Regions from separate parts of the Homo sapiens genome. Here region 1 is linked to region 2. Evidence: chromatin loops called from intact Hi-C (ENCODE). Cell type or tissue: GM12878. All regions are shown on one strand. Each heading gives the region's core, and the rest is flanking DNA. Links, peaks and the distances in the headings are about the cores only.

Region 1 (10,844 bases), core at 1,645-9,644, 55 kb before region 2:
TTCGATCCACTGCACATGCTCTCCCTGCCTTAGCTTTGGAAGAAGCAAACTCCCTTCCATCTTCCCTCTAGCTCTTGCTCCCAGGTTTAAAGGGCTGTCTTCGAATCTTCCCAAACCCCAGTTGGCCAGCATCCTTTGGCCTGCCCACAGCCCCTTCCTGAGCTAACCTTGCCTCTAGCCCGGTACACCGCACCCTGCTTATGCCAGCTGAGCCAAACAGAGGCTTCCCTGTATCTGTCAGGGTTCCTCCAGCTCTCTTTTCCTCTAGCTCTGGAGGCCTCAAGGCTTTTCCGAACTCTAACCCCATTGTGCATAATACATGTCTTAGCAGATAATGAAATCGTTGCTCTTCCACTTGGCTGTTGGGAGGCACTATGCTCCCTTTCTCCTGTGTTCACTTAAAACCCCATGGCATGACTCAGTAAGATATGGCAGCTTTGGAGTCAGCAGCACATAAGGTCCTGTCCCAGCTCGCTGTTAGTTTGCTAGATGACCTTGGGCAAATAACTTCATCTTTCTCAGCCTCAATTCCCTTATCTTTGCAAATGAGGCAATAGCAACACCTGCTCTGCAAAATTGTTGTTAGGATTGAGTGACATAATGTGCATATGTTGCCTCATAGTACGTTCTTGTGAAATGTCATTACTGCTCTCATTTCATCTCACTGGCCTGTAATGTAGCTAGTAATAGTCACTGTCTCTTTTTATTGAGCATTTCCTTTTGTGCCAGGCACTTTGTGCTTGGTGATTTACGGATATTATTTCTAATTCTTATAAATTTCCTGCAATGTAGGTATTACTATTTCTGTTGACAGATGATGGAAACCAAAGCTCAGAAAGAAATGAAAGTAAAATGAATGAAAATGAAAATAAGATGAGAAAGTAAAATGCCCAAGGTCATGGCCACTAAGTGTTTGAGCCAGGATGTGAACCCAGGAAAGTGCACCTTTGCACTCTTGCACCTTTGCACTAGAGGCAGTGCAAAGCTGCCTCTCTAGAGTCTCTCATTAATCCACTGATTTTCTTATGTCTTCTTAGCCTGTCCTTTCTCACATTCTCACCCTCACACTTTCTCCTATTCTGTTCTCCTAGCTGACTTTTCCCTTTCTTCCTCTCTTTTCACTGTCCATGTCTTCTAAGCCAGTGTTTCTTAAATTTGTTCAGATGTCAGAAAAGCATGGTGCCTTTCACAGAATAGCATGCATTTTTTGTTTTATGTTTTTTGCAGAACACTAAGAAATACTGATAAAATTCTATCATGTAAACTTTAGAATTACCTTTGCTAGTGGAAACTGTGGCTGTTTATTTTCTATGGATAATATAAACTTATTATAGAACTAACTATAATATAGAACCCATAAGTGCATACACACATACACTGAAGCATAGCTAGGAACAAAGCATGACCAATTGCTTCCTCCTCTTCTTAACTCACTACTCAATTATGTATTTCCTCATCTATTAGGACTTGCTAATAGACAAGAATGAGAAGGCACTAAGGATTTTCCTAAAAATTTATGGGAGGAAGACTGGAGGCTCAGAAAATTGTATACATGAATGTATGTGTGTCTGTGTGGCACTTTGGTCCAGTATGTGGATACACTAGCAACATTTAACTTCAGTGTCATCTCTGATAATAGACGGGTTTGCTGATTGCAGAGAGGGTCAGAAATGATCCACTCTAAATGCTCCCTTACCTGTGGGCTTCCTGGGTTACATGGTGGGACACACGCTCCATTTTAATCTTGTGCCCCTGATTTCCTTCCCTTACAAAAAATTCAGATGCCCCAATTACCTTTAGGAGTCCTGACTGTAGGGGGATCATGTATTGGAAAATGTTCACAGACGTCAAAACACTCTGACGCCACAGATGTCTTGTGATTTATTTTCACCTTGTGGTGGTGAAGACTGACCTCAGTGTAGCCACTGTGGCTCCTATCAATGCAAAGAAAGCAAGCAACCTCATCAGAACACAGAAACACGTGTCAGCTTTTGATTTCAGCACCAGCCATTCCCCGCTGCTGTCAGAGGAAATCACGGGTTTGCACCTGCTCCCTCACCTGTGTGCTCCTCTGTGGCTTCCTTGTGGCTTCGAAACTAGGCACACTTCAGATTTCTTATGTGAAGCCATTTTTTTTTTTCAGTGAAGTTTCACAGTTGTCATCACATGCATTTTGTATTCCTTCAGGGACATCCTAACGTAGTGACTCAGAGATGGAAAGCAGGTGAGAGCCCCTCCCTCAGCGCTGCTGGGTACTATTGATCTTAAATTTGATCTGTCAGCACATCTCTGAGTAGGTAAACACCATGCTCCATCCTGCTCACAAACAAGCAAAGCCCCAGCCTCATGATCATTGGCTTCCTTCAGTAGACACATGTGTTGGCCTTCTGTGTTGTTACAACAAAACACAAGTGGAAAATGTAATGTGCTGTATAATGTTTATTGATTTTCCCTGAGCTAAAAGCAAAGTTTCAGACGTAGTCATGGAGATGGCCAGGACTTTGGTACAGAGGGTTCCGTGCAACTTCCTGGAATCATTACCCAAATTTAGATCAGACTGGGGATGGCTGGTGCAATGGCAGTTTTGATGATTAGAATTCAGCAGAACTCCTGCAGGCAGAGGTTGGGTGGTTCTGTACAATATGGGAGCAGAGTCCCTGTCTTCCTGTTCCCTCTCAGAGCCACATAGACAACATGCTGGGCTGTCTTGATGCGATGCCTTTGCACTCAGTATACAGGCTCACTGGCTTTCCTGCCACTTCTCCACGCTCCTCAAGGCCAACTTGAGACTTGAGACCGTAGCATTAAGAGTCAGCTTTACTACTGAGCTCAGCTACAGAGTTTCCTCATGATCTGGAACAGCACTTCACTTCCCAAACTGCACTGTGCATGTGAATCACCTGGGAATCTTGCTGAAATAAAGTTTCTGATTGAGTAGGTGTTGCTAGAGAGTACCAATTTCTAATAAGCACTTAGTTGATCCCAAAATGGACAGTCCATGGACTGCAATTCATATAGCAAGAGTCCGGTGAAAGGTGAAGACCCAGACCAGATACCATGACAATTTAATTTGCATACTGGCTCCACTGAATGTTGTAAACCATCCATCCTTAGCACGTAGGGGATGGAGGGGGTCTCCTGACCATTGCAACTGTGGGGACGGTGCTTCTCAACTTTGTCTACCCGTTAGAATCACCCCAGGGCTTTAAGACCCATCCAAGCCCAGGACCCCCTCCAGACCAATTAGGCAAAGCTCCCCAGGTGATTCTGTGCAGCCAGGGTTGAGGAACCAGTGGCTTAACTCATTATTACACTCTTCAAATGCAGCACTAACATGGCAGAAAGAGGTGTGACAGTAATAATAGCAACAAACATCTGGAGCATGCATGTTCTGCTGTTTCACAAAGCAGATTCACATCTGTTATTTCTTCCTTATACCAACTGTATATGGTAGACCGCTGCTGTAAGAAGGTTACCAAAAAGGGATGATGGCTCAAACAAAATAGAAGTTTATTTTCACCTAGTGGCATTGAGTGAATATTGATCCGCCAGTGCCTCTTCTCCACCCAGTCATTCAGGGGCCAGTGGAAGCTCTGCTGGCTTCAGGGTGGGCTTCTGAGGTCCCCTAGGAGATCATTTCCATTCTAGGCAGCCAGAGAAGCATGGGAAGGCTTCATGGATCAAGCGTGAAAGTAGTAGTTATCATTTCTCTTCATATTCCATTGGCTAGAACTTAGAGAAACAAGGGACAGTGGGCAATGTGGACCAGCTGGGTGCTCGTGGAACATGGGTTATGGTGAGCAACCAGCAGCCTCTCCCACGAGCTGTGTGGGGTAGATGTGAATGCACAGACTAAAGGAGCAAGTCTTTCCTACATGAAGAACACCCGGGGGGCTGTATGGACCTTTGGAACTAGTAAGAATGAAAATACTCAGTCAAAGCACCTGGGCTCAGTGGCTCAGAAGGATTTAGTAGGTTAAAATATTCTATAATACTACATTAGTATTCATTCATTGTACATTCTAAATATTCATTTAGTAAGTTAAAATATTCTACATTCTTCTGCTTCCCCTGCCCCATGCCCTGGAGTTATTTGTATGGATAGTTGCAAGGCACACACTGGTTTTAAGCCTCATTTTATTATTTTGCATGTAATGAAACATATAAATTGGTTAAGGACTGTGATAAGTGATACATAGTTCTCATCTCAGCCCCCCTCCCACCTCTGAGTGGTGGCCTTGCCTCACACTTCATTCGGAAAAGGGGAGCCTTCAGAGGGCAGCTTACTCACATCTCCACCACCCTGGCCACCGATCTGCTGAGGCCTGTGTCCAGCACTCATGCTTCCCTCCAGCCCCTCCTACGCCTGTCAGAGGCCAGCCCCTCCTTCCACTCATGTGGAAGATCACATCTTTCTCCTCCTGAATGACTGCCCTCCTGCCTGGATTACCAACCTTGTACCCTGTGTTGAACCACTCCTGCCAACGTCTTAACAAGATCAAGAGCTCTGGGGTGGGGGCGGGGCTCTCCCTGGACCCTCCGGCCTCTGCTTTACTGCTTCCCTGCAGCAAACTTCTCTAAAGAGTCACCTGAGGTTTCCATCCCCTTTTACTCCCCAACTCACTGCAGAATGGCTTCCCCTCTGCCACTGTATCAAAGCTGCTTTTCTTAGGGTCTCTACTGACTCCCATTTGGCCAAATCCAATGGCCACTCTTCTTTTTCCATCCTTCTCAGCTTGTGAGGAGCTGCTCCCTCTTCCTTGGGACAGTCTCCCCTCGCGGCTTCCATGATGCGCCCTAGTCTCCTCTGCCATCTTTTTCGTCCCTGTAGGGTGTCTCAGCATTTGGACTGGGTCCCGTTCCCTTTTCTGTCTGCCCTCTCCCCTTATGTGAGTGCGTGCAGTCCCGTGGCTGTAAAGATTATTTCTATGCTCATGATTCCTGAGTTCTGCATTTATCCCAGACTCTTTCTCTGGCTGCCTAACTGACCTGGATGACTTTCCCACTGGAAGCTCAAACCCGACCAGTGCAAAACCAAGCTCTGTACCACTCCCTTGCCATGAAACAAATAAACCCAACAAAAACCTAGCATAGTCAGTAGTACCACAATCGAGCCAGGTCAGAAATCTGGGAGTTATCCTTCTTTTTCTCCTAGCCGCCTAATCACCAAGCCCTATTTAGAAACAGAGGAATAACATTCAAGTCACTCTTCTTCCCACCACATTGGCTGCCACTGTCCTGGTCCAGGCCGCCATCATCTCTCCAGGCATGGTAGCCACTTCCTGGCAGTCCTGCCATGTCTATCCCTGCTCTCTAACAGCCTGTTCTCCACCCAGCTAGCTTTTAAGAAATATGCCAGTTCCCACTCTTTGCAGTGTCCCTTCACACTATGATAAAATCCCAACTACTTGCCGTGGTTCCATGCAGCTGCACACACAGTGTCCCGCCTGCCTCCCATCCCTCGTGCTGTGTAGCCCTCTGTCTCCTGCACACTCAGCCACCATCGGCCTCTCTTCACTGCCTCCAGCCCACCTTCACATGTGCCATCCTCTCTGCCAGGCACATCCTCCTCCAGCACTTCCTGGACCGAGTCCTTCCTAGTTTTTATGCATCGTGCATTCCTGTATGCATTTATGATCGGATTAGGGCCTCTCATCTCTCTGTAGTGAAGGGACCAGTGATTTGGTTACTGTTTTCTAATACGTTGCAGACCAATAATACACAATAAAAACAGATACTAGATAAAATAAAAAGACAAACACATAATACAAGTCCCATTTTTAACTATCAGATTCAACTGTAGTCAAATTGCATTATTTAAATGCAATTTAGATATTGAAAGTATCTATCAAAATAGAAATTGAAAACACATGGATGTTGTGACAAGGTCAGATTGATTTCTCTATTTATTTGTCATGGATTTGTAGCCAACAGTTGGTGCACCAGTAGGGTGCACCAGTGGTCTATGGACCCCACTGTGAATAGGGCTGTTCTAGATTTCAGTTTAAAAGTCATCTATTTAGGGGACTTTCCTGGACAGCTCATCTAAAGCAGATTCTTGCACACACACCCAGTGCTGTTAGTCTCTCTTCTGTACCTCCTATTGGTCTCCAGTGTGGCACAGAGAATTTGTGATTAGATGTAACGTGAGCAGTTTCTTATCTTGAAATCAGTCTGTTGCTTAGCTGATGAGTAATTTCTTCCACCTCTCTGACCACCCATATTCCCTGCTGAAGGTACTTTGGGCACCTGCCTATGATTGCGGGGACAGAGCAGCTCCCTACCACCCTGTATCAGAAAACAACACCTGAGCCTACACCAAGACTCAAGCAGATTTTAGTCACCAGTTCTCAGTGGTAGAATCCAATCTGTAGCATCAGGGTGGGGTTGGAGACTCAGCAGGGTCCCTGCATTATCTACACTGAGGGACCAAGACCATGAGACATCCCCACGTGACCTGCCCTCTCTTGATAGAGACTGTTCCATCCACAGACTCTCCTTCTTCCTGTTTATTTTGTCTTTTCCATTGCTCCCCAGCTGCACTGGCCCCTTGAAGTCTCACCTCTCACCTTTCCTAGACCCGGGCCCTTTTCCTGGCCTCCTCTTGTGTCTGGAGACTCCTCAGTTTCTCCCACATAGGGTGCACATGGCAGCTGTTCTCTCTGGCCCATCTCCATTGCAGAGGAAGCAAGGTGGGCTGGCCTTTAGTTTTTTAAACCTTCTGACTCCTGGTTGTCTAATCCCCTGCTAGTACCAGCATATGCTTTGGATCTTACTGTGCATAAAAGAACATCTACCTCCTTTTGGTCCAGGTGCCTTCCAAACCCCGGTGGGAGATGTGGTGCCCGAGAGCTCCATCCCAACTCCTGTGTGTGTGAGATTGTGCTATTAATGTTTTTCTCAGCAGCTAGAGGAGAAGGCCTATCCAGCCACATAAATATCTATGCGTTTACTTATTTATCATCTGAGGATGGGACCAAGGTAGTATCAGTGGTTGTCCAAAAAATATTTGTTAAATAAGTGAATTTTAAAATGAGTGAAAGAACATAATTACTATACTTAGGTAACAGAATAAAGAGGCTCTTATTTCAGAAAGTCCAAAATGCAGATTGTCCAAACATAATAGTCTCCCTTATCTATGCTGGAGGAGGTGCCATAGTGCTGATAACGCAAAGCAGGAAGAGACGATGGAGGAATTCTTTCTTTCTTTCCACTTAGTGCATCAGGCTTGCTTTCTAGCTTCATTGTGCTTTGGGCAATAGGATTAGTTGCCCTTCCCTGAGCTCAGACAGTGCCGATGGGGGCCTGGATGTACCTAAAGACAGGCGGGAAGTGGTTTGAGATTTATTTGCCTGTAAGCAAATGAAAATGCTCCAGCCACATGCTGGTAGTGGAGACAGCATGGGCTTCTGCGGCTGACACCCCCAAATCACAAGGTGGCCTTTGCTGCCTGGCCCTGGGGGCCCTCTGAGCCACCCACCCTCAGTGCTGTGAACAGCATTCACCAAAAGGGGCAGGGAGTCACCTGCAGAAAAAAATCAGAGCTGGACAGATGGAAGGGTGACTTCAGTGGGAGAAGGTGGCTCTGAGTCCCCTGCCAGTGCGCAGGGAGGCTGGGTGACTGTGTCCCCAGGAAGCCCCATCTCTCCAAAGGATGGTGTAGTTCATCTCCCAGAAGAAGACAGCCAGGGTCATCCAGGGCAAGGCGGGCAGCCCAGCCCTGCTTCCTTAAACCCGTGGGGCAGATGTGCATCGCAGGCCTCCCTGGAGCGAGGCAGCTTCTGTCTCCCTGAGAAGGTCCTGTGGTGTCTCCATGTGGGAATGGCCACAGAGCTGGCTGATGTGCTCCAGGGAGGAGCCTGGAGCCTGGAGCCACAGGGCTCCCTGTGGCCACTGTCACCCGGCTGCCCATCATGGGGAGCATCTGGCCAGGGGGACACTTTTCCAGCTCACACGCTTAATTGGACCACACCATGGGATGAGGAGAGGATCTGCCTTCAGTCGCATCTCTAATGAGACAGAGAAGCAGCAGGGTAGACACTTTTGCCTAACCTACAAGTGGGACGTGAGGAATTTGGGGACTCAGACAACTGGCAGATGCTTTCTTTTCCCCACACTCTCCAGCGACTTCACCCTGTGGCAGGGCCAGAGTCATGGATCCCCATCCCAGAAAACAAACCAATATTGGTACCTGATGTGAGCCTCCCTTAGCAAGCCACTGGCCCAGGCCCTTAGCTCATACAGCCCTCACAACAGCTCTAGTGAGCGGGTATTATTTTCTTCATCGGACAGATGGGGAAACTGAGTGAGGGGAGTAACTAACATGCCTGTGGTTATTCAGCCAACGAGTAGCAGAGCTGGGCTTCAAACCCTGACTCATCTGCCTCCCAGTCACTATCAGGCATCCTGCCACGTGGACAGGGATGGGCCTGGGCCAGGGATGAAAGTGAGGGACAAGTAGAAATTCCAAGGGGTGATTCCAGGGACATTGGGAGCATGGCAAGGGTGGGGCAGTGGAGGAGTTGGGGTTGTTCCAATGGCTTGGAGATGCTGCTCTTATTTCTTGGACAGGCAGAGGTGTTGTTAAACCCCCACAGCATGCCAGACACCAGACTGTCCCACTCAAGAAATGAGTGCCTGGCCCAAATGCCACAACACTGGAGAGGCTCTGCAGGCAAAAACCCTTATGCTTACTTTTTCTGGGTTCATTGAGATGCTGCATAATATTAAGAAAGAAGTCTAATTTTGGCTGGGTTCAGTGGTTCATGCCTGTAATCCCAGCACTTTGGGAGGCCAAGGTGGGTGGATCTCTTGAGCCTAGGAGTTCAAGACCAGCCTGAGCATCATGGTGAAACCCTGTCTCTACAAAAAAATACAAAAATTAGCTGGGCATAATGATGTGTGCTTGTAATCCCAGCTACTTGGGAGGCTGAGGTCAGAGGATCACTTGAGCCCAGGAGGTTGAGGCTGCAGTGAGCCATGATCATGCCAGTGCATTCCAGCCTGGGTGACAGAGCAAGACCCTGTCTCATACATACATACATACTCTAATTATTACTAGCTTCCCAGGCCACCGTAAAGGGGAGGTGGTAGGATTGTCTTCCCCAAGAAGACTAAGGAACAAATTTCCAGGACTCTGAAAGGCACTCCTTTCTTTGATAGTGGATGGCAGTCACTTCTCGATTGCTGCTCAGACACAGAGCAGCCAGGCAAGCACTTAGCTCCTAAGTCAGAGATTGGCTGAGGCCCCGTCCGGAGAGGACTGCTTGTCCACAACCATCGCTGGTCTAAAAACTTCAGTAACCCCTTGAAAAGCCTTTGGGGGGACTTTCAGTTTCTGGTTCTGCGTGTAAGGAGTTCGGAAGTCACCAATCTGTCCTAACAATGAGTAAAAAACTGAACAGACTGAAAAATCAAGAACTCTTCAGGGATCCATAAGAGAAGTAAGGTCACAGGGCAAACTGCTGCTCTCAATATAGAGAGACAGAAAAGTAAAGAGAGTCACGGCTTACCTGAGTGGAGATACACAGGTGGAAACCACCAAGGGAAACAAGACAGGGGTTGGGGAAGGTGTAAGAGAACCTGACTGTAATTGATGAATTGCTGCAGCCTCAGTGTGGCCAACTGTAGAGGTAAAAGCTCTAGGGGCACCCAGTCATGGGGGGCCTCCATACTTTTGTGAGTTTTGCCTCCAGAAGCTCTACCAGGTTCTCACAGGAAACATTTTTCTCACATAAAAATCCCCTTGTGCTTCTGGCAGGGGGAGGAGAATGAGCCATTTTGAATTATGCTGGAGCAGTCCGTCCTTAACATGGTCTGTCCCCCAGGGAAACTTGCTAACCACAGCCAAAACTGCTGGGGTATTATCAGAGCCCAACTGACTCGGAGGAAGGGAAGCACCCAACTCCTGCCCCCTCTAGCCATCCTGTACCACCTAAGAGAGTGAAGGGAAACAAAACAAAGCTGAGAAGCACTTGTGAAGCTCACAGTGCAGAGGCTCAGGCTCACTAAAAGACTGAGACCCACTCTTAGGGCTACAGAGTGCTTCTCCTTCCCCTGCGTGGCACCACAACATTACCAAAAGCCTCCTTACAGCAGTTCCCTTTACCTGGTACACCTTGTCCAGTTATCAAGAAGAAACTACAAGAGATATTAAAAGGCAAAAAACACAAATTTGAAGATACAGAGAAAGCATCAGAAGCAGACATGACAGGAATGTTGGGGTTCACAAACGGTGGATTTAAAACAACTATGATTAATATGCTAAGGGCTCTAATGGAGGAAATATTCAGCATGCACAAAAAAATGGGCAATGTAAGCAGAAAGATGGAAATCCTAAGAAAGAGCCAAAAAGAAATGCTAGATATCAAAAACACTGTGATGGAAACAAAGAATGCCTTTGATGGGCTTATTAGTAGACTGGACATGGCTGAGTAAAGAATCTCTGAGCTTGAGGAAATGTTAGTAGAATCCTCCCAAACTGAAAAGCAAACAGAACAAAGACTGAAAAAAAAACCCAGAATATCCGAGGACTGTGGGACAACTACAAAAGGTGAAACATATGTGTAATGGAGATACCAGAAAGAGAGAAAGAAAAGAAAGAAATAGGTGAAAAAATAATGACTGAGAATTTCCTCAAATTGATGTCAGACACCAAACCACAGATCCAGGAAGCTCGGAAAACCAGACAGGATACATGCAAAACAAACAGAAAACAAAAAAACTAAAACAACTGCAACCAGAAATATCATTTTCAAATTACAGAAAAATCAAAAATAAAAAAATTCTGAAAGAAGCCAAGGAAAAACACCTTACTTACAGAGGAACAAAGATAAGAATTATAT
Region 2 (10,844 bases), core at 1,401-9,400:
ATATGACTGATGTCCTTATAAAAAGGGGAAATTTAGACACAAACATGCAGACAGGGAGAACATCACCTGAAGACCAAGGCAGAAATCAGGTGATGCTTTTACAAACCAAGAAATGGCAAAGATTGCTGGCAAACACTAGAAACCAGGAGAGAGGCCTAGAGCAGATTCTCCCTCCTAACCCTCAGGAGGAACAATCCTGCTGACCCCTTGATCTTGGACTTCTGGTCTGCAGAACGATGAGAAAATACATTTCTGTTGTGTAAGCCATCCTGTTTCTGGTGCTTTATTATGGCAGCTCTAGCTGACTACTACATCCCTCCATGCCCCTTAGACTCCAAGCCCCAGCAATGAATCTGAGACTCTCTCATCCTTGCCCAGCCCCTGGAGTTGTGAGGTGGCAGCTCACTTCTTGGGCCTCCTCAAAGCAGCCAATCACCACTCCCACAGTTGCTCCATCAACTGCCAGCAGCAGGTCCTTGCACCTGGGGAAGAGGTTTCCCTTTATACTTTACAGCTCCCCAGGCCAACCCCATAGAAGGCGGCACTCAGTGAGTTACTGCTGTATTTTTAACAACCCTGAAACATGACCCAGCCTCCTCGCCTGAGTGCTTCTCTGGAGAAAGAACCAAAGGCCACATGAGAGACACCACCCTGAGTGACCCCCTTGGCGCCCCAACAATGCCAACCACCAGCACAGACCCTCCTTCCTGTCTTTCAAATCTCCCCATCCTAGATTAGGTCCCTGCTTTCTGGACGTCTCCCTGTACTCCATCCTGCCTCTCAGTTTGGGGTGGCTTTGTCTCCCTTTTGGTTTAAACCTGTTCATCTGATCTTATCCCTCAAGGGCCCCTGCTTCGGTTCTCACAGGAAGCCAATAATAATGTCCAGAATTCAGTCACTAGAGTGACATGTGCTAGGACACTCCAGGCCCAGCCTGGCTGCAGGGAAAGGAAGAGGGAAGAAGCCAGGTGGGACCAGATCCCCTTCACTTCATGAGATAAGGGGAATGAGGGTCTCCCGAGTAACAGATGTCCCTTCTCTGAATGCCAGCACCAAGTCTGTTTGTTCACCCCTCACTGGGCCCTCAGTGTGACACAGAGCCTGGCATGAGGCGAATGCTCACCCAATGCAAGTTGAACAAATGGCTGATCACCCAGGAAAGTGGTAGGGGTTAAATGATCAGAGCAGAAGCTTATAACAGGGTTTTGGTCTTAGTGCTCTGCTGCCAGAATTGTGGCACCAATTATCTATTGCTGTTTACAAATCATCCCAAAACACGGTGGCTTAAAACATGAGCAATATTTTTATTATCACCTCTCACAGTTCTGGCGGTTGAATGGGTTCAGCTAGATGTTTCTTACACAATCGAGGTTAATTGGGGCTGGAGCCATCTCAGAAGTTTCCATAACCAATCTGGTTGTCAGCTCAGTCAGAAGAGCCACACATGGCCTCTCCAGGAGGCTTGGGCTTCCTCACAGCATGGTAGCTGGATTCCAAGAGCAGGTGTCCCAAGAGAACCAGGCAGAAGCTGTATTGCCTTTTAGGAATGAGCCTCACATAATGTCACTGCTGGAGTTTGAATGTTTGACCTCTACTAAGCTCATGTTGAGATTTAATTGACACTGTAACAGTATTAAGATACGGAGCCTTTAAGAGGTGAGTAAGTCACAGGGACACCATTCTAATGAATGCATTCAGGCCATTATTGTGGGAGCAGGTTAGTTATCATGGGAGTAGACTCCTGATAAAAAGCTTAAGTTTAGCCTCCATTCTCTGTCTGTCATGTTCACTTGTCCTTCCACCACGAGATGCTGCAGCAAGAAAGCCCTCACCAGATGCCAGTGCCATGCTCTTGGGTTTCCCAGCCTCCATGAGCCCAAAAAAACCCCTTATTTTCTTTATAAATCACCCAGTCTGGGGTGGGCACAGTGGTGGCTCATGTCTGTAATCCTAGCACTTTGGGATGCTGAGGTGGGTGCATCACTTGAGCCCAGGAGTTTGAGAACAGCCTGGACAACACGGTGAAACCCCATCTCTACAAAAAATACAGAAATTAGCTGGGTGTGGTGTTGTGCACATAGTAGTCCCAGTGACTCCAGAGGCTAAAGTGGGAGGATCACTTGAACCCAGGAGATGGAGGTTGCAGTGAGTCGAGATCAAACCACTGCACTCCAGTCTGGGCAACAGAGCAAGACCCTGTCTCAAAAAAAAAAAAAATCACCAAGTCTGTGTTATTCTGTTATAACAATAGAAAACAGATGAAGACAGTCACTTTTGTCATAGTTGTATGACATAGTCCCTCCCAAATTCAAAGGCACCCCCACCTCTCAATGGGAGGAAAGTCAACAACACATTGTAAGAAGAGCTTATGGGATGGGAGGTCTCAAGGTGGCCACCTTAGAAAGCACATTCTGAGACCTGAAGCTCAGCCCCCGGGCCCTCATCTAGATTAACAAAGACCCCAGTCTGCAGTCAGGGCAGGTTCTCAGAGCCCAGGCAAGGAAGGCTACAGGGAGGAGGGGGCCAGGGGCCTGGCTGTGGGGAAGAAGAACTGCTGAGCTCAGAATGTAAAAAGGTTCCTGTGGAGCTGGCTGAGTGAAGAGCAAGAGGCTGTAGGCTGAGAGGGTGGCAGTGGGGGCACAGCCAGTCAGACAACCAGGAGGACTGGCACTCCCTCAGTACAATCTCTGAGAGGTCAGGGCCTGCAGGGCAACCTCACAGACACCTCCAAGCCCTCCAGCCCACCAGGCCTCCACCCAGACAGATTCTTCCCTGAAACACTGCCTTGGACCATGCAGGAGTGTGTCCTCTGAGTGTCACCATGCTTTGGGCCTGGGCTCTACCAAGCCCAGATGACAGGACGGCCATCACTAGGGTCCCTCTAACCCATGCACACCTGTGTGCAGAGTCAAGGGCATCCCTTGGTCCAGACGGGCTCAGCCCCACACCAGGACACACAGCTCGACAAGCAGAGCATGAGCTAGGTTTCAGCCCCCACATGACCCTAAACCACCTTTGTATACAAACTTTCCAGCCATGTCAGTAACTTTCTTTACTGCCTAGAATTGCTGCCACCTCATCCTGGAGCCCCTAATCCCTTAATGGTAAGAAAACACAAAGCTGCTCATTGAAGTCCACTTAGTCTCTTTCTGGGGTTTAAGTCTTTTGGGGTTAACTCAATCTCATTGAGTACACTCTTGGTCCATTCAAAGTTCAAATACCTGATTCAGGCTTTTCTTTCTTCTGTCAAGGGCAACCATCTCAGTTTGCCCAGGACTAAGGAGTTTCAAAACTAGGAGACTCCTGGGCAAACAAGGACAAGTTGGTCACCCTAAAACCTTAGGTGGCCCTGTTGCCTCATTTGTTGAATTTCTGTTCTCTGAGTCTCCTTTCATGTGTTTTCTGGGTGCTTGGATTGCTTCTTCTGCAAATTAGCAGCTCATAGTCCTTTAGCATTTTCTTGCTACAATTTAAATTTATCTTTTAAAAGTATAATTAATTCATAGTTTTTCAATGGTTTAAGAGATTGATTGTGTGTTGGAAATACATTTCCTAGTCTGTTGTTTGCTCTTTGATTTTGCTCATGGATCCTTCTCTTATAAAATGTTTAATTTTCATGTAGTCAACATATATCTCCCCCTTTGTTGATGGCTTCTGGGATTTCTAGCTTGTTTAGAAAGTGCTCCTTCTGGCTGGGCGCGGTGGCTCACGCCTGTAATCCCAGCACTTTGGGAGTTTGAGGTAGGCAGATCACTTGAGGTCGGGAGTTCAAGACCAGCCTGACCAACATGGAGAAACCCCACCTCTACTAAAAATACAAAATTAGCCAGGTGTGGTGGCAGAGGCCTGTAATCCAAGCTACTCAGGAGGCTGAGGCACGAGAATCACTTGAACCCAGGAGGTGGAGGTTGCGTTGAGCTGAGATCACACCATTGTACTCCAGTCTGGGCAACAAGAGCAAAACTCTATTTAAAAAAAAAAAAAAGAAAGAAGGAAAGAAAGAAAGAGAGAAAGAAAGAAAGAAAGAAAGAAAGAAAGAAAGAAAGAAAGAAGGAAAGAAAGAGAGAGAGAGAAGGAAAGAGAGAAAGAGAGAAAGAGAGAGGGAGGGAGGGAGGGAAGGGAAGGGAAGGGAAGGGAAGGGAAGGGAAGGAAAGAGTGCTCCCTCCCTCTATGATTATATAAATAGACCCCTAAATTCTGTCCTAATATGTTAATGTCTTATTTTGACAAGTAAATCTTTAAATCACCTAGAATTTGTTTCTACATATGGTTAAAGTAGAATCTCTGTTTGTTTTTCTTAAAGTTGGATAAACAGTTGTACCTGAACAATTGCTGGAACCACCCTTTCTCTCTGACTGAAAATGCCATCATCATATTTTAGATTTCTCTACTCATCTATTTCTGGGCTCTCAGGTCTGTTTCCTTAATACATTGGCCAGATCCGGTGCCAGCAACATACTGTTTTGGTATTGGTTGCTTGAGTCTGAGTTTTATTGTCTATACTAGAACTGGTCCCCATGCATTCGCATTTTCTTCACTATTTTTCTCTGAACATTTGAAATGTATAGTTATTTTACATTTACTTTACAATTATTTTATCTACATAGAATCTAAAATTACTTTATCCGGTTCTTAGAAGTAAAATTCTAACTGCAATTGCATTAAATTTATATAGTAATGTCTTAAATTTAATACATTAGTTTTTTAAGAACTGGTATTTTTTGATGTTACATCTTTCCATACAGAAGCATGGCTTGTACATATCCATTTGCTGAGGGTTTTTTTTAAAATGTCCTTCAATACGATTGTATCATTTTACTTCTGTAAATAGTTTACCTTTTCTTGTTAAATGCATCCTTAGGAATTGTATAGTGAGTGCCTGCTGTTATTATGAATAGGCTATTTTTTTTCATTTCCCTTCTCAAATGTTTATTGTTACCATAAACCAAAGCTTTATATTTATATATTTATCTACCTATCTACCTTACTAAATTCTCTTACTAATTTTAATATTATTTTATTAGGATCTATAGGTTGTCTAGGTATACTCTCAATCATCTGCAAATAAAGACATTTCTGTCTTCATTTCCAATGCTTATTCCAATCAATTCATTTTCATCTTATTGTTATTAGTTAAACCCACCAATGCTGTGTAGATCAATAGTGATGACAATGGGCACTCTGTCTTGATCTTGAATTAATAGAAATGACTTCAGCATTTTTCCATTTAGTAAACTGTTTGCTCTTGGTCTGTAATAAATAGACTTTACTGTATTTAAGTAGTTTCTATCTATTCACACAGAACAATCTCTTAGAGGAAAAAAATATATGTACCTGTCAGATACATAATAGAACTACCAAATATCTATGATATTGGCTACACAAATTGTGAAGCATGAATCATATTTCTATTTGATCTGCCACGGTGAGAAACTCATAACATTTTTGTGGTTAGAAAATTTAAGAAAACCACAGTCATTTTAGAAATACCCAATGCCACTTTCTCACGGAAAGAACCCAACCAGGGTGTGTCATCTGCACTCCCACATCACCCATTTGCTGACCACAGGGGCCCTGCTGAGCGCTCAGCAGCCAAGAGACAACCCCCACGGTGGGCTTCCAATCCAGGTGGGTGGCGGGCAGAAGGCAAAGGGATGAGAGACCTGAGGCAAAGGTGGAGTATAGCAGAGGGGACTTATGAACCAGGCCTATATCCCAGCCAGACAGGGTTGGTGGGTTAGAAAGGAGAGGCCAGAGAAGGCCAGAGCACAGTGAGACAGAGATGGGACAACATCTGGCACCTCTGCAGCTGTCACTCTTGCCATTCCGTGATGTCATGTTGCTGAATAGATTCTCTTACTCATAGGTAGAGCTGTGGAAATGAATCCAAATCCCACATAAGCGGGAATGTTGTAAATCCTTTAGTGTTTTCACAGCTGCTAGGAGGCACACCCCTGAGTCGTCCTGGGCAGAGAGAGGTGGGTGTCCCCCTATCCTGTTCCTCATCCTCCTCCTGAGGCCCCAGCGCAGTGTTTCAGTGTCCATTGTCTGATTTGACACATGGGAGAGAAGATCATGGCCCTGTCTCCAGGGAACACAAGTCCAGCACTGAAAGGTGACACAAAGGTGATGCACGCAATCAAACGTTTGGTCTTGGGGTTTCTCACTCACCTGCAAATTGGTGCCCCAAGCCCCCAGCCAGGACAGCTCCTTCCCTTCCCCCTCGCCTGGCTGTGGCTGACACCTAGTCCCAATTGGCAGGTCCACCTGCACCAGCCCCCACCTGCACCAGCCCCTAACTTCCCCAGTGCCCACCTGTATCAGCCTCCACCTGCACCAGCATCTGCCTACACCGGCCCCCAGCTGCACCAGCCTCCACCTGCACCAGCCCCCACCTGCACCAGCCCCCACATGCACTAGACCCCATCTGCACCAGCCCCCACCTGCACCAGCTCCCACCTGCACCAGCCCCCACATGTACCAGCCCCCACTTGCACCAGCGCCCACCTGCACCAGCCCCCATCTGCACCAGCCCCCACCTGCATTAGCCCCCACCTGCACCAGCCCTCACCTGCACCAGCTCCCACCTGCACCAGCCCCCACCTGCACCAGCCCCTACCTGCACCAGCTCCCACCTGCACCAGCGCCCACCTGCACCAGCTGCTACCTGCACCAGTGCCCTCCTGCACCAGCACCTTTCCAGGAACCCCTTCCCAAGGAGAAGGAGATGACAAAAGAGGCCTTCAGAGCACCCCATATGAGGGAGATTCTTGGAAAGCAATTCCTGTTCCCCCTACCTCTCTCATGTCCAGTTTTTCCAGGACAAGCAAGGTCTCACTAGCTTAAATCAACAGGAAAATTCCATCAGCACATTCTGACTGTCTGTGACCATGACCTGGTGCTGGAGCTGTGCCGATACAGGGTGAGAAGGAAAGGGCCCAGAGAGCTGGAATACCTCACCCATACAGGAGCCACCCACCAGGGGACAAAGTAGGTGCCCAGCAAAGAGGGAGGGAGCAGTTCCACCCAACAAGGGGCAGCCTAGCCAGGGTGTCTGCGGGCGCCATGCACCCTGGGAGGTCTTTTCTCCACACCAAGGCTGCTCAGAAAAATCCACAGCCTTGCCCACCGTCAATATGCCACAAAGCACCATGCTTCTCATCTCCCCTGACTTCTCTTTCTCTTCCTCTTCCTCCCCCTTCCTCCCCTTCTTCCTCTTCCTCCTTTTCCCCTTCATTTCCTCCTTTCTCTCTTCTTATTTCTCTTCTTCTGCTCTTTTTCCCCCTTCCTCCTCCTTCTTTATCTCTTTGTCTTTTCTTTTTCCTTCATCCTCTCTCTGCCCCTACACTGCCTGCTGACAGGATTTGCAGCTATTCGCTTTCCATCCATCCACCCCCACCACCATCTTTCCAACAAATATTTATTAAGCATATATGTTGTACTGGGCATGTAAAATCACATTTTCTATTTACAATGGGAAATCAAATAGTTCTACTTTGTTTATGAATAGAACTTTAAAATTGTTGTTTGATAATTTCTAGCCTTTTCAAACACTTCTGCCTCTCTCCTCCCCACATTTGTGGTTTTAAACTTCTTATTTTGAGATCATCGTGGATTCATATGCAGTTGTAAGAAATAATGCAGAGATCCCATGAACACTTTACCTAATTTCCCCCGATAGTAACATCTTGCAAAACTGCAGTACGGTATCACAGCCAAGACCCTGGCATTGATACAGCTAAGAAACAGAACATTTCCATCATCACAAGGGGTCCTCAAGTTGCCTTTTTATAGACATACCCATTTCCTTCCCTTGTCAATGCCCTCTCCTCCTCCTTAACTCCTGCCAACCACCAACCTGTTCTCCATCTCTATAATTTTGTCATGTTAAGAATGTTAAACTAATGCAGTCACGGACTGTGTAGCAGCCTTTGGGGATTGGCTTTTTCCACTCCGGATAATTCTCTGGAGATTTATCCAGGTTGCTTTGTGTATCAAGGCTGTTTCTTCTCATGGCTGAGTAGTATTTCATGGTATGGATGAACCAGTCTGCTTAATCATTTACCGACTTGTTGAAGGACACGGGGGTTGTTTCCAGTTCTTGGGCTATTACGAATGAAGTTGCTGTAAATATTCATGTGCAGGTTTTTGTAGGAACATAAGATAAGTCTTCATTTCTCTAGGACAAATGTCCCAGGGTGCAATTTCTGGATGATATGGTAGTTGCACGTTTAGTTTTTTAAAGAAACTCCCGAAGTTTTCTAGAATGGCTGCACCATTACATTCCCACCAGCAATGTGTGAGTGATCTGGTTTCTCTACATTCTAACTGGCATTTGATGCTGTCACTACTTTTTATTTTAGCCATGCTGATGGGTGTGTGGTGAGATCCCATTGTGGTTTTTATTTTTCATTTCCCTAATGGCTAATGAAAATGTACATGTTTTTGGCCAGGCACGGTGGCTCATGTCTGTAATCCCAGTGCTTTGGGAGGCTAACGTGGGCGGATCACCTGAGGTCTGGAGTTCAAGACCAGACTGACCAACATGGAGAAACCCCGTGTCCACTAAAAATACAAAATTAGCCGGGCATGGTGGCACATGCCTGTAATCCCAGCTACCTGGGATGCTGAGACAGGCGAATCGCTTGAGCCTGAGAGGCAGAGGTTGCAGTGAGCTGAGATCATGCACTTCAGCCTGGGCAACAAGAGTGAATCTCCATCTCAAAAAAAAAAAAAAAAGAAAAGAAAAGAAAAAGAAAGTGTACATATTTTCATGGGCTTATTTCTGTCTGTATACCTTCTTCAGTAAAACATCTCTGTGTCTCTTTCCCGTTCTATTAGTTTCCCATTGCTGCAGTAGCAAATTTCTGTGAACTTGGTAGCTTAAAAACAACACACGTCTGGCCTGGCATGATGGCTCATGCCTATAATCTCAACTCTTTGGGAGGCCAATCAAGGACAGAGGACCACTTGTGCCCAGGAGTTTGAGACCAGCCTGGGCAACATAGTGAGTCCCTATCTATAAATAAATAAATAAATAAATAAATAAATAAATAAATAAAAGAAAATTAGCTGGGCGTGGTGGCACACACCTGTAGTCCTGGCTACTCAGGAGGCTTAGGTGGGAGAATTGCTTGAGCACTGGAGGTCCAGGTTGCAGTGAGCCGTGATTGTACCACTGCACTCCAGCTTGGATGACAGAGCAAGACCCTGTTTCAAAACACAAAAGAAATGAACACACACATATTCATTCTCTTATAGTTCTTGACGCTAGAGTCCAAAGACAGCTTCACTGGGCTCAAACCAAGTTGTCACCAGGGCTGCACTCCCTCTAGAGACTCTAGGGGAGAATCCACCTCTTTTTTCCAGCCTCTAGAGCTGCGTTCCTTGGCCTGTAGCCCCCTTCCTCCATCTTTCTTACTGCCATCAAAGCATCCTCCAACTTCTCTGTGCTTTCAGCATCACATCGCTTTCTGCCTTCTGAATCAAATCTCCCTCTTCCTTTGTTTTATTAGAACACTTAGGATTACATTTAGGGGCCACCTGGATAATCCAAGATAATCTCTGCATCTCAAGATCATTAACTGAGTTGCATATGAAAAGTTTATTCTGCTATATAAGGTAACATTGACAGATCCCATGGGTTAGTACCTGAATAGCTTTCAGGCCGCGATGTAGCCTACTACACCCACGTTCTAATTGAATCGTTCGCTTTTTATTGTTAAGTTTTGAGAGTTCTTTATATATTCTAGATGCTAGCCTTTTGTTGGACGTGTGGTTTGCAACTATTTTCTCTTACTCTCTAGCTTGTCTTTTTATGATCTTAATGGGTCTTTCATAGAGCAAAAGTTTCCAGTCTTGATGAAATCCAATTTATCAGTTTTTCCTTTTATGGATCATGCTTTTCATGTTAGGTCTAACTGCTTGACTAGCCCTAGAGCCCAAAGATTTTCTCTATGTTTTTTTTTCTGTTTTATAATTTTACATTTAAGTCTGTGATCCATTTTATGTTAATTTTTGTATGAGGTATGAGAATTAGGTTGAAGTGCATGTATTTTGCCTATGGATGTCCAATAGCTCCAGCACCATTTGTTGAAAGGCTGTCTTTCCTCCACTGAATTACTTTTGAACCTTTGCTGCAAATCAGTTGTCACATTTGTGTGGGTCTATTTTTGGCTTCTCTGTTCTGTTCTGTATGACTCTCCCTCCACCAAGACCAAAACAATCTTGATTATTTTATGTTTTCAATTTTATTAATTTCTGCTATTATTTATTTTTATTTTTTTAGAATCAAGGTCCCACTCTGTCACCTAGGCTAGAGTGCAGTGGTGTGATCATAGCTCACTGTAACCTTGAACTTCTGGGTTCTAGTGATCTTCCTGCCTCAGCCTCCTAAGTAGCTGGGACTACAGATGTGCACCACCACACCTGGCTAATTTTTTTTGTTTTTAATTTTTAGTAGAGACAGGGTGTCCCTGTGTTGCCCAGGCTCATCTCAAACTCCTGGCCTCAAGTGATCCTCCAGCCTCAGCCTACCAAACTGCTGGGATGACAGGTGTAAGCCATTGTGCCCAGAATACTCTTATCTTTATTATTTCTTTACTTCTGCTTCTTTTGGGATTATTTTGCTTTTCTTTTCCTAGGTTCTTGAGGTGGGGCTTAAATTATTGATATGAGACTTTTCCTCTTTTCTAATGTGTGCACTTAGTGCTATAAATTTTCCTCTCAGCACTGCTTAGATGTGTCCCACAATTGATTTGTTGTATTTTCATTTTCATTCAGTTTAATGTATTTTTTTATTTCCCTTGAGATTTCCTCTTTGATGCATGGATTATTTAGAAATA

What was found. A loop is a pair of places that touch in the nucleus more often than their neighbours do. Peaks named below come from ENCODE experiments on the same cell type or tissue, not always from the same donor. Only the 100,000 strongest peaks of a DNase experiment are listed, where the experiment ranks them.
Region 1: a loop joins it to region 2, with 4 times the contacts of the local background. A loop is called at or near these places in 10 of 110 quality-filtered maps.

What each region holds. Positions count from the first base shown.
Region 1 is chr1:223,240,146-223,250,989 of GRCh38, reverse strand. All of the region lies in intron 5 of SUSD4 (sushi domain containing 4), which reads left to right. Among named protein-coding and RNA genes, the nearest start is that of TLR5, 100 kb to the right of the region's middle. RefSeq lists enhancers at 6,180-6,299, 7,670-8,170. In GM12878, for the core only: a CTCF peak has its summit at 5,955; a DNase peak (open chromatin) is centred at 6,100.
Region 2 is chr1:223,185,197-223,196,040 of GRCh38, reverse strand. No RefSeq gene overlaps it. Among named protein-coding and RNA genes, the nearest start is that of TLR5, 47 kb to the right of the region's middle. In GM12878, for the core only: no CTCF peak of the experiment used is centred there; DNase peaks (open chromatin) are centred at 5,490 and 5,720.